Linked DNA regions of Homo sapiens: region 1 is linked to region 2. Evidence: chromatin contacts called from ENCODE Hi-C or POLR2A ChIA-PET data. All regions are on one chromosome and are shown on one strand. The core of a region is the stretch at or near the end of the contact, and the rest is flanking DNA. Distances in the headings are between cores, read along the strand shown. Region 1 holds the start of IL12RB2 (interleukin 12 receptor subunit beta 2). Region 2 overlaps IL23R (interleukin 23 receptor).

Evidence for each region. Hi-C counts contacts between places; a loop is a spot of excess contacts on that map. ChIA-PET counts read pairs that join two places held with the same protein, here RNA polymerase II (POLR2A). Pooled maps may share reads with other maps.
Region 1: a pooled map shows a loop between it and region 2 (5-fold over the local background). The contact joins the promoter of IL12RB2 here to the enhancer-like site in region 2. A Hi-C loop is called at or near these places in 2 of 168 maps with a recorded cell type or tissue (astrocyte of the cerebellum and endothelial cell of hepatic sinusoid), 1 of 37 single-sample maps with no recorded cell type and 6 of 50 pooled maps. POLR2A ChIA-PET finds 5 or more read pairs at or near these places in 5 of 52 experiments (WTC11, activated B cell, activated CD4-positive, alpha-beta T cell and 2 more).

The regions. Positions count from the first base shown.
Region 1 is chr1:67,305,241-67,312,196 of GRCh38, reverse strand. It overlaps IL12RB2 (interleukin 12 receptor subunit beta 2), which reads right to left and starts at 4,324. Exons shown (of 17, transcript NM_001374259.2): 1 at 4,230-4,324. RefSeq lists a silencer at 4,272-4,461 and enhancers at 4,922-4,971, 5,002-5,101.
Region 2 is chr1:67,212,163-67,218,238 of GRCh38, reverse strand. All of the region lies in intron 6 of IL23R (interleukin 23 receptor), which reads right to left. Among named protein-coding and RNA genes, the nearest start is that of IL23R, 49 kb to the right of the region's middle. RefSeq lists an enhancer at 2,735-2,874. Within about 2 kb of position 3,683, at least 2 of the 41 ENCODE cell types and tissues checked have a DNase peak (open chromatin) inside an H3K27ac peak, as active enhancers do.

The DNA of each region.
Region 1 (6,956 bases), core at 3,075-5,574, 93 kb before region 2:
GAGGCCCCGGGCACCATCCTTGGTTCCTCCATTTCTGCCTCTGTCACCATGGCAGGTAACTTCATACTTCAAAGCCTCCTTTCCTTATTTTAAAAATAGCAATTGACCTTTATTGAGAAAACTAAACCTCTTTCACTAACTTTTCTTCCTTAGTGTATTGGAAAGGTTTTTTCTTTGACATCCTCAATCTGGAAGTCTCTGTTTGTGGACAATGGCAGGAGGTTTATCTTTGGATCTTGGGTATTGCAAAGTCCTGGCCAAGTTTTGCTTCACCTTGTAAGCAACCACTGAGTATTTTCATAAAGTACTACAAGGCATTAACATATTAAGATAATTGCATTGTTTTGAGAATTTTCTAAGAATTTCACAATTATCTTAAGATAATTGGAGGCACACTTGGGAGGGGAATTAAAAAACTAAGGGTAGTGATCACCATGCCACAATGTTTCCCCAGGTTTCTCATATAAATTAAGAATTCAGCTGAAGTCTCTACACTAACAACCCTCCATCTCAGTATCTCCTGATATTTTACTTAATGTGTTGCTTTTCCTGCATATCATTGCAAAATAGAGGTTAATTAAGATTCTAATTTTAACAATCTTTTGTAGGCATTTACTTAGTAGTTTATCACTGTGCAAAGCATATAATTTAGTTGTTAATATTTGGTCAAATACATAAAGTAATGATTAGTATCCTATTCTACAGATAGAAAAATCTGTAAGTTGACCAAGATAACCCAGAAAAACCACACATAAATCCAGAATTGGATTCGAATTACATTCTATGCTTCCCTTCTCCATGAGCACCTGAGAAATAAAAATCCAAGCTTGATGCTCTGTTAGTCTAACTGCTTTCCCTCTTCTATCGGTTTAAATTCTGCAGGAACAGGCTTACCCCTCTCATTTATTCTCAGCATGCCTCAGGGCTCCCATGTTAAACCCACAAAGCTACTACCTCCAAGAGGCATTGAACCATGTTTACGCTCATCACCTCAGTCCAAGCTCCCAGAAGAGCCTCCTGAGCAACTGTAGTAGTAATGAAAAGAGCAGTGGATCCGCCCAGGACACCTAAGTCTTGGCTCGGATAATTCCAGCTATATGGCCTGTGACAAATCACTTGACCACTCAGCCTAAGTTCCTTCATCTGTAAAAAGGGAATACAAACAGCACCTACTGGACGGACGTGGTGACTCACACCTGTAATCCTAGCACTTTGGGAGGCTGAGGCGGGCAGATCACGAGGTCAAGAGATCGAGACCATCCTAACCAACATGGTGAAACTCCGTCTGTACTAAAAATACAAAAATTAGCTGGGCATACTGGTGTGCGCCTGTAATCCCAGCTATTTGGGAGGCTGAGGCAGGAGAATCACCTGAACCCGGGAGGCAGAGGTTGCAGTGAGCCAAGATCGCACCACTGCACTCCAGCCTGGCGACAGCAAGACTCCGTCTCAAAAACAAAAAACAAACAAACAAAAAACCAGCACCTATCTCACAGGATTGTTGGGAGGGTTAAATGACAAGCTGTTAGCAGAGTACCTGGTATATAGCAAGAGCTCAATCAATGTTACCTGCTATTATTATAAGAAAAAAGGCAGTATTACTTCTTTTCAGTGACACTACGAGAATTAAGTTAGATGGCCTTGCTTTTGACTCCTCTCTTTGCCCATTCATCTGATTTAACACTGAAAGACTGATTTGATTAAAACTAGATTCCATACCTCCTAACTTCATGCCACCTATCATTTAAGACATATTAAGTATTCTCAAAATTTTCCCAAACAATTTTGACTTCGTAGGTCATGAACTGGGCCTTACATTTCTTTATATTCACTAAGTCTAAGTCCAGCAAATGCACTGACCATAATGTACATGTTCAATACTTATTTGGAAAACAAAAACAAAAACAAACCACTGTTACACTAGCGAAGAACACTAGAAACTTCCAAGGGCAAAGGAAATTGTATAAGACTTCCTTTGGGATTTGGCTTTTTTTTTTTTTTTTTTTTTTTTTGAGATGAAGTTTCATTCTTGTCGCCCAGGCTGGAGTGCAGTGGCGTGATCTCTGCTCACTGCAACCTCTGCCTCCCGGGTTCAATCGATTCTCCTGTCTCAACCTCCCGAGTAGCTGGGATTACCATGCCACATGGTGTGTGCCACCATGCCCCGCTAATTTTTGTGTTTTCAGTAGAGACAGGGTTTCGCCATGTTGGTCAGGCTAGTCTCAAACTCCTGACCTCAGGTGATCCCCCCACCTCGGCCTCCCAAAGTGCTGGGATTACAGGTATGAGACACCGTGTCCCGCCATTCTGCACAAATTTATTTGTAGGAGTTGACAGCAGTGCTGTGAGCGTAATTACAAAGATGACAAATAATTTGGTAGAGAACAAAGCAGGTGCAGCAATACAAAAATAAGTCCACAACTGAGAAATGATGCCCAATACCTACTGTACTTGGCGGATTCTTCTACCTTAAAAATTACATGTGTGCTTTCGAATTTTTTTTCACACTAAAACTCATTCTAATACAGAAAAGATTCCGTTTGTCAAAGTTTGGGAATTTATCAGCCTATGTAATGAACATGACATTCAAGAGGCATGACATATGGAAAAGAGCATATTGCAAACTTTTCTGGAGGCTGTTGTGCCTAACAGATAGTGTAATGTATTGAGGATTTCACATTAAAATAGGGAAGGAAAGTGTTAGCTCTTAGCCACTAAGGTCCTTTTAGTTATGTGTTGGACAGAGAAATAGGGCACTGTACCATTCCTATTAATGGAAAATGAGAATCCAACGTTTGTTTGTTCAAGTGGAGGTGGTTATAAGGTTCTGAGCCAGAGAGGTGGAAACAGAAGGAACACAGTTTTGAGCCAGAAACCTGTAACTCTCTAACTGTGTGAAACATGTAAGTTTCCACATCTGTAAAATGGGAATACTAATAACAATTTCACCATGTTTTTAAGGAATTAGATAATATATATCCAAAAACCAAATACATAGTAGGTGCTCAACAAAGATGTTCATCTACACAGAGCACACACATAGCAGATTATAACAATTATCTAGAGTTTTAAAAATGGGGAAAAAAGGACTAATTTAGCTTTATTCTTTATATATATATGTGTATGTGTGTGTGTGTATATATATATATATGTATATGTATGTATGTATTTATTTTTAAGACAGAGTCTCGCTCTGTTGCCCAGGTTGGAGTGCAGTGGCCCCATCTTGGCTCACTGTAACCTCTGTCTCCCGGGTTCAAGCAATTCTCCTGCCTCAGTCTCCCGAGTAGCTGGGATTACAGGTGTGCGTCATCATGCCCAGCTAATTTTCGTATTTTTAATAGAGACAGGGTTTCACCATGTTGGCCAGGCTGGTCTTGAACTCCTGACCTCAAGTGATCTGCCCACCTTGGCCTCCCAAAATGCTGGGATTACAGGCGTGAGCCACCGTGCCGGGACCCTGTTCTTAGACAAGGTCTATTTGTATGCTTTTAGGTTACTATTTGTAAGACCTGGATCTAATGGTACAGATACATAATCCCGTACAATGCTGACACTGATATTTAGTGTGTCCTAGGGAGATGAGGAGGGCCTCATAGTTCACAAAGGAAGGGGCATTTCACAGAAGAGAAAACTGAGGCTGGCCAATTTGCTTGCACCAGAGCATCTTGCTAGTAACTGGCCAGGCAGGGACTCGGGGTCAGTCCAGAGGCCACAGGAAAGACTGCTGAGACAAGGTTAGTTCACCCTCATCCGGGACTACGGAAGGCCCCCCCCAATATCTTACTCACATTTGATACATTTTCAAGCAACGGGAGCCACGTCTGTGGGCCTGAACCAAGGCTGGACCCTCAGGGGTGCCCTCTGCCCTTTTCCAGTCGCCGTCCCCTCCCTTCCGTTTGAGCCCACCACTCTGTGCCCCGGCCCAGAGAGTACCTTGGAGGCTCAGTCCGCGCGCTCCCTCCCCTCCATCCAGCCAAACCACCACCCAGTACCTCCAAGTGAACATCTGTGCCCAGGGCGTTAGGACTGTGATGAAGAGAAGCCATTTCGGATCGTATTGGAAGACTTTAAAAATATATATATACATATATATATATAAAGAGAGAAGCCGTCGCCGAAGCCCCCTCGGGAGACGCGAGACACGGAATCCCGGGCACGCAGACACCCCGCTGGTCCGGGATCCTGGGGCTCTCTCTGTCCCCGACCCCGAGTCACTGGTCACTCACCACGTGTCGCCTGCCAGCGGGCGCGGTCCCGGGCCTGCGGGGACCGGGTGGCCCCGGTGCTCTGGGCCGCACGTGTCGCGCTCTCCGCGCTCTCTGCCGGCGCTCGGGCGTTCCCGGTGCCAGCGCCCGCCCTCCCGCCTCCGCCTCCCGCCTCTGCGCCACCAACTCCGGGGTGGGCGCGGGGAGCTGGCGGCGAGTGAGGATCGGGCCGGGGCGGGGGTCGGGGCTGGGCGGTGGCCGCAGGGCGGAGAGGACTCGCTTCTCAGTTCAGCTCTGGAAGCGCAGCCGGGCGGGCGCCCGTGGTTTCCACCCCGCGGGTCGAAGCGGGCTCGGGTGGGATTCTGCCACCTGTGGGCTCTGCTGTGTCGCCTTGAGCAAGATAATTCTCTCTCCACCGTCAGTTTCCCCTCATATAAAATGCGGATAATAAAGCCTGTCTCATAAGACGGAGCAAGGGTTGACCGAGGTGAGGTGCGTTTATGCACCAAGATATGATAGGCGCGATAAAATCGTGTGCTCAGCGTTCACAGCCATAGAGACGTGGCACTTTGTTGACAGCCATCAGGGAACTTTCCTCGCAGATGTCCTTTCTCTGTGCTCTGCACCGCCCAGCTCTTACCACACCTGAGCGCCGAGGCCTCCCAAGTGGGCTGTGCACAAGACCGCCCACTGGAGTGCGGGCAGAACATACTGGAACTTCCATTTGTATTTGCTGTCTAAAAAATGAGAAAAAAGTTAAACTTGAACAGATGGCGTGTCACCACTCCCGTATAGGTCCCGTGTTATAAGTGGTGTTCTCAGGCAAGAGGGAAAACTGCCCAGAGTACAGAGGGGTCGGCAGCTCTGCATAATATTCATGACATAATATTTATGACAATATTACTTAGAAAAAAACTGTATTTAAACCTGTAAAGACAGACTCTCACTCTGTTACCCAGGCTGGTCTCAAACTTCTGGCCTCAAGCAATCCTCCCGCCTTGGCTTCCCAAAGTGCAGGGAATACAGGCCTGAGCCTCTGCACCCGTCAGCTTAGATTTCTTTAAATCTAAGACTTCCTTAATTATAAGATATACCATTATTTATGCGCTAGTAAGAAATAAAAAGAACTGCCAGGTAAACAATAACAATGCTTTCTCAACATTTAGAATCTTTTAAACTAAAATTTTATTTAGTTTAGAGATTTTATTTAGATATCTCTAAATAAAATTTAGATTTTAAACATATGTATATTATCTATCGAATTTTTTTTTAAGTCCCCCCCCCTCCCCCACCCCGTTGTCTCTGGAGTTTTCTTCTAGTCCACTGAGCCCAGTACAGGTTTGCTGAGCCCGCAGAAGTGGACAACTGCATACCACGCTTCTGGGCATTACCTTAAAACCGCTCTCAATGTTTGAGATGTTAAATATGAAAAATGTACATCTTGGAATCAACAATGTACAGTAGATTGTCTTTATGGGATTGTGACATACTGTAGTTTACATGCTTTAGTAATTTATCTACATGAATAATTTTACTAAAATCTTTTAAATCGTAGAATCTAGAATCTTAATATTACTTTGTAATGAGATGATACATAATTGTAGAAATCATTTGTAACAAAGATTTTAAAAGTTGTCTTAAAGTGAGTTATTTTCTTTATTTTTACAAAAAAACCCCAAATATCCTAAATTTGCTGATCTTTTCTGTATTGATATATGGCTCTCAGTACATGTTATCTAATAGATCTTTTTGAAGAACAAAAAACCCCAGAGGTTTATTTGTTGTTTCTTCAAGGTAATTTTCACACCAAGTGATACGTTGTTATGAAGAGACGATTTGAAAACAAATATTTCGAAGTGTTCCCATTATTGTGTGTTTTTCTTACTGAAGATTTTATGATTGTCATCACAGAAAATGCTTTTAAAAACTCGGAAACAATTTGCTATTTTGTTTCAATCTTTTAATTGAGCAGTTCAGTGGATTTTAAATCCATTTGTTAAAAAATATAAAAATGCAGCAGCTTCTCATTACTTTAAAAACTGATTGATATCAAGAATAAGATTATGATAGCCAAATGTTATAACAATCTTGCATAATTCATGGATTTTTCAACACTTTTTAGTGAGAAGGAAGGCTTTTAGTTTTGTTAATAAATCAATAATTTCAAAAATGCATTTTACTCTATCTCATTTAAAAATTTAATTTATATATTTGTGTGTGCATATGTGTGTGTGTGTATATACACACATATAAATATACATATGTTTTTCTGTTTTTTTTTTTTTGAAACAGCGTCTCACTCTGTTGCCCCGGCTAGAGTACAGTGGCACAATTTCAGCTCACTGCAACCTCCACCTCCCGGGTTCAAGTGATTCTCCTGCCTCAGCCTCCTGAGTAGCTGGGACTACAGGCACGCGCCACCATGCCCGGCTAATTTTTGTATTTATAGTAGAGATGGGGTTTCACCATATTGGCCAGGCTGGTCTCAAACTCCTGACCTCGTGATCTGCCCACCTCAGCCTCCCAAAGTGCTGGGATTACAGGCGTGAGCCACCGCGCCCGGCATACATATGTTTTTCAAGGAAATAAAAAAACAACCAAACATATGTTGGGGATGTTTCTCAAAAATGCTTTTTTTTTTTTTCTGAAGGAGTATACCATCTAAAATGTTGAAAGACCACTGCTCTATTAACTTCTAATGGCAGCATCTTACAAAATTGCAGAAGTCAGACACAAAATGGTGTCTCA
Region 2 (6,076 bases), core at 2,434-4,933:
AAAGTTGAACTGAGAAATCCAATGGAGGATAAAGAAAATAGCTGAGGGATAAACACAAAAATCCTTTTTTCCCTGGAGCACTACACCCTGCTATAAAACGTAATGAAAAATGAGCCCCAAACAAGCTGTTTCAGTTGGCAGAAAGAAACCAAGGCATTTGTACAGCATCTTCAGTATGTTCTAGTAACTGATTTACTGGAAAAAGTGAAGCATGATTGAAAGGCAGACATAAAATATGTCAATATGTCTAGAAATGCATTTATGCAACAACTAGGTGAAAGCAGTTATCAGATACTCATGAAAGAGAAAGTTACAACGATTGAGATTAAAAAAAAAAAAGAATGAGGTATCAACCTCATTCAGGGATGCTTCCATTTAAAACCCAACCTTAACATTAATCCTTAAAACTTGCAATGCACTGAAAATGTAAAATTCATGAAAATATTTGTTTGGGGGATGTCATCTGCCCTAGAATAGTTTTGTCTATTGAGACATGGCTTATGGAAACTCTGAATGATATTTTTCAAACTCTGCATGAAAGATATCTTTCAGAGTTTCCATAAGCCATGTCTCTATTCATGGCCCTGGAAATTTTCTGCAATGTTAATATAACTGGAGAGTGTCTGAGGTCTCCTGGGATCTAGAGAAATTTTACTTACTGTGCCAAAGATTTGACTCTCAAATGCACTCTGCTTCATATTAGTGTCTCTTGTAAGGAAGTTGTTAGTCTCCAATATGTTTGCTGCCATTACATTTATAGATAAGTCCTCTTAAAGGAAAGAAATACCGTAAAGTACAGCCAGAATTCCAAAATAGTAAGAAGAACGTTATGGAACTGTTATCAGTTGTTTAAACCATGAGGCAAACCAGGTGGCTGCTTAGGGCCCTGCAAGTACAACATGATACCTCAGGATGATATCTTTGGAGGCTAAAATGAACATTGAAAGAGCTGGACTTAATTGAGTGCCTCTGTAAATAGTATAATTTCAAGAGTGCAAGAAATTTTGAAGTAAGTCCATTTCTACTTAGAGCCTCAACTCTGAAGGTTAGGGGTCATTGAAACGTAATATTCTTCAGTTTGAGATCTCTCTTTTCTTATGTTAAATATAAGTTCCTGGGAACATCCTTGGGTGGAGGGAAGAAAAAATCTCCAACCTAGTTAGAGTTCTATAATTCCTACCTTCCCCAACTATCAGTATGGGGCATGGCACTGGATGAGAGGGTCCTTGGTAACCCACCAGTGTCTAAACCCTTGGTTTCTCCCTTTACCCTACAACCTCCTCCCCTTTCTGCCCAAGTAATTTTTATCTAGTGTTTGGTAGAGGAGGGAAATGGGGTGGTGATGGGGAAACTTATTTGTGACTAATCATACATTTTTCCACATTTTCTGTCTTATACCAACCTTCAGACTTGGAAATGCCGAAGCCAAGGATTTGTCTTTGCTATCTGTATGCTGTTCTATCAGCCCTTTCAAGAAAAGAATAAATACTTGGTTTTGTGCAGCCTAAGTTAAGAATGGTTTTCTCACTTTTAAATGGTTGAAAGAAATTTTTTTTAAAAAAAGACTATTTCATGATGTATGGAAATTATGTGAAATTCAAATTTCAGTGTCCAAAAATGAAATTTTAATTGGAACAGACTATGCCCATTCATTTACATAATTGTCTGTGACTGCTTTCACGCTACAAACACAGAGTTGAGTAGTTGAGACAGAAATCTTATGTTCTGCAAAGCCTAAAATGTTTACCATTTGGCCCTTGAATAAAAAGTTTGCTGAGACCCTGGTGTAGCTTAATTAGAGAAATGAGTCACCAATAATCCACTTACTTGAACACATAGCTGAGATTTCCCTGCCTCTGTCACTAAAGTTGGACACCATTAGACAAATAATAATAATAATAGTAATAGCTAATGTTTCAAAATATTATCCACATGAACTTGACATTATAAAAATCAATGGAGATGCAAAAAATGATCATGGCACATCTCTGCCTTCCATGAGTTCACAGTTAAAGAGTAGAGAAATAGAAGTGTAAACAGGCAAGTATATACAATGTGGCAAATGCCCTGAAACAGAGTATACGGAAGTAGGTGTGGATTGCCGTTCGCAACTGGGAGCTCAATTTTTGACATGAATTTGAGGGGCCTAGGAGACAGCCCATAAAGATACAAACAAATAGTTAGAAATATAGGTCTGACTTTCATGAGAGTTGGGAGGGCTCCAGTTTCTAGCCTACATACAGGTGTAGCTGAGGCCTTGGGAATAGGTGAAAGGAGTAAGAAAGAGAGGAGACAGTGAGATGGTAGGTATGAAGGGAATGTCAATGTTTAGGGAATTGGCAGAAAAAATAATTTACAAAGGAAAGGGCATCCAGAAATATTGATAGAAGACTAACACATTCTTGAAATGGGAAAACCAAGAGGAGAGACATTTTCAGGACAAGGTGGTCAACAGTGTCAAATGCTAGAGTAGGATGAAGACTGCCAAGGTTCTTGGTCTTTATTGTTTGGAAAGATGCTACCATCTTCCTCTCCTCACACGAACTGGTTCCAGCAGCAGGTGGAGAGCCTTGATGACATTTTGAGGTGGATTGCAATAATGCCCAGGTAATTTCCCAGCCCCATATCCTGGCCCTTTACCATGTAGCTTTGAACGTTCTCCCATTCTGGCTCTGGTTTGTCCATGTAGCTTGCTTTGAGCCAACAGACATTGGTAAGCCTGATATAAGCAGAGGATTGAAAGACACTGGAAAGATTGGGCCTTAGGTACTCTTGCCCTCTGCCATCACCATAAGGACATGCCCAGGCTAGCCTGTTGATGGCAGAAAGAGGACCAGGAGACATGTAGAGGAGAGCTCATGCAAAGACATAGGAGTGAGCCAGCTGAGCTGCAAACACATGCCCAATTCCAGCAAAGCTCACCTTAGACCAGCTGGACCCCACTGACATTGAGAAATAAATGTTTATTGTTATATGTCCCTTCAGCTTTTGTGGCAGTTTGTTACACATTATTGTGTAGCAGGACGAGCCGCAGACAAAACCTCTCAGACACCGAGTTATAGAAGGAAGGGCTTTATTCAGCTGGGAGCATCGGCAATCTACCGCCTTAAAATCCGAGCTCCCCGAATGCACAATTTCTGTCCTTTTAAAGGGCTCACAACACTACAGATTTCACATGAAAGGGTCGTGATTGATTTGAGCAAGCAGGCGGTACGTGACAGAGGCTGCATGCACCAGTGGTCAGAGAGAAACAAAACAGGGCAGGGAGTTTCACAATGTTCTTCTATACAATGTCTGGAATCTATGAATAACATCGCTTTCTAAGTTATGAGTTGATTTTTAACTACTGGGTTTTGGCCAGGCAGGCCCAGTCCTGGTTTCGGGCCTGGTGCTGGGTTGCCTGTCTTTGCTTTTACTTCCTTGTTGTTTTTTCTTAAAACAGGTACTGAGTATAAAAAAATATAAAACAATATGAGAGGGTCTCTCTCTTCCCTCAATCGTAGCAGTAGATAGCCGATATACCAATCCCTCTTATTTCATGTAAATAGGAGTATGTAATAGACTAGAAAAATGTTTAGAAAATAGAAAGGAATTATATTACCAGTGTCTCTGAATAAGTTTTCAGAAACCAACTGTTTTCTGGTTGAAACTCTCATTCTCTGCTCCCCCTGGTGGTGCTACATAGGCCATCTTGGTAACAGGTACATTTGAGCTCACTTTTCAAAACCTTCTCTTTGTCAGAAGTGGCAAATGGAACTGAAAGAATATTTGTTATCTCATATGGTCTTCATAACAATCCTTTGTGACAGGTAGTATTAGCTCCATTATATAAATAGGGAAACAGAGTTTGAAAGAGGTCAAGCCAGATTTTTTTGAACTTATACCATCAGTAACTGAGTGCCTCTCACAGACTCTACATCACTTTAAAGACCACATAAATATTTAGAAAATGAAAAGACAGGTCTCAAACCAACTTTGAAAAGCTAGTTATATTTTGTAATCAAGATTACATAGTAGGTGGTTTTTCTCTGAGATGTTTATTTTCTTTCTTTTTATAGAGATGGGGGTCTCACTGTATTGCCCCGGCTGCAGTGCAGTGGCTATCCCTGGTGGGATCATAGTGCATTACAGCCTCAAAACCCTGGCTCAAGTGATCTTCCTGCCTCAGTCTCTCAGGTAGCTGAATATAGGCTTGTATCACCCCTCCCAGCTGAGATTTATTTTCTTCTTGCTATCTCTGAGCCTTTACTAAAATCTGTATATATTCCAACCTGGTCTAAGCTAGACTTCTAGGGAATTCAGAAGGGAGAGAGGTAAATGAGGTGGGAGCAAGATGTTTGTAAATGTTCTCCCAGAGGCAGCTGTGTCTCCAGAGACAAAATCTGAAGCTTTGACCTGGAACCATCTTTCAAGAGATAACTAGAGTCATGTGTCACTTAACGACAGGGATACATTCTGAGAAATGCATCATTAAGCGATTTCATCATTGTACGAACATCATAGATTGTAATTACACAAACCTGGGTGGTATAGCCTACTACACACCTAGGCTATATGGTATAGCCTGTTGCTTCTAGGCTACAAACCTATAAAGCATGTTACTGTACTGAATCCTGCAGGCAATTGTAATATAAATCACTAGGTGACAGAAATTTTTCAGCTGCATGATAAGTTTATGGGACCACCATCATATATGCCATCCATCATTGCCTGAAACATGGACTGCTGCGTGGCACATATTCTCCTTGCCTCGTCAGCCTAATTCCCTTAGATACTTCACAGTCTGTATGTACCTTAGCTAAAGGGGCTGAAAAGCACCCTCAATACTGTGACTTTCAGTTGGATTCCTTTGCTCTACTATCCCTGCTGCATGGCTCCCCTAGAGGCTAGAGAGTAACATTACTAGCTAGCATTTAGTGAACAATTACACTATTCCAGGCTTGTAGCTAACTTCTTACATCATTGGATCCCCTTTCCCACAACAAACACATGATATAAGGGCTTATCTTATCCCCATGTTATGTATGGGAATAACGAGGCACAGAGAAGATAAGAAACATGCTCAAGATTGCATGACTAGGCCGGGCGCAGTGGCTCGCACCTGTAATCTCAGCATTTTGGGAGGCCGAGATGGGCAGATCACTTGGGATCAGCCTGGCCAACGTGGTGAAACCCCATCTCTACTAAAAATACAAAAAGAAGCCAGACGTGGTGCCCGATGCCTGTAATCCCAGCTACTAGGGAGGCTGAGTCAGGAGAATCGCTTGAACCCGGGAAGCAGAGGTTGCAGTGAGCCAAGATCACGCCACTGCACTCCAGCCTGGGCAACACAGTGAGACTCTGTCTAAAAAGAAAAAAAAAGAAAAAGAAAGATTGCATGACTTAGCCAGGAGCAGTGGCTCGTGCCTGTAATACCAGCACTTTGGGAGGCTGAGGCGGGATGGTTGCTTGAGCTCAGCAGTTAGAGACCTTGACACTAGCCTGGGCAACATGACACAACCCTGTCTCTACAGAAAAATTTTTAAAATTTAGCTGGGCATGGTGGCACTCTCCTGTGGTCAGCTACTTGGGAGACTGAGGCAGGAGGATTGCTTGAGTCCAGGAGGTCAAGGCTGCAGTGAGCTGAGATTGCGCCACTGCGCTCCAGCCTGGGCAGTAGAGCAAGACCCTGTCTCAAAAGGAAAAAAAAAAAAAAGATTGCATGACTAGAAAGTAGCAGAGCCAGGCTTTGAACTCTAGAGCCTGTGCTCTTGGCCACAAGGCTTTCCTGTCGCTTTGAAGTAAACCCCCCACCTCCAGCAATATCTAATGGAGGCAATGCCACCACGGAGCTAAAGTGGTAGAAGAGACCTGTAATCTTTGGTATCCTCCCACTCCTCTTGACTCTGACTTTCCTGTCTTCCTACAGACATGCAGAGACAACACTTCATGCATGACCCAGATGAAATTGACAGTAGCAAATGTAAACAAAGCTTCATTCTGGCTACAGTGACTTGGCTTGAGTGATCTGGATAGAAATGGTAATTCACTTTTTCTGTGTTAGTGGTTGTGTTTAAAGGAAACGTGGTAGATTGAC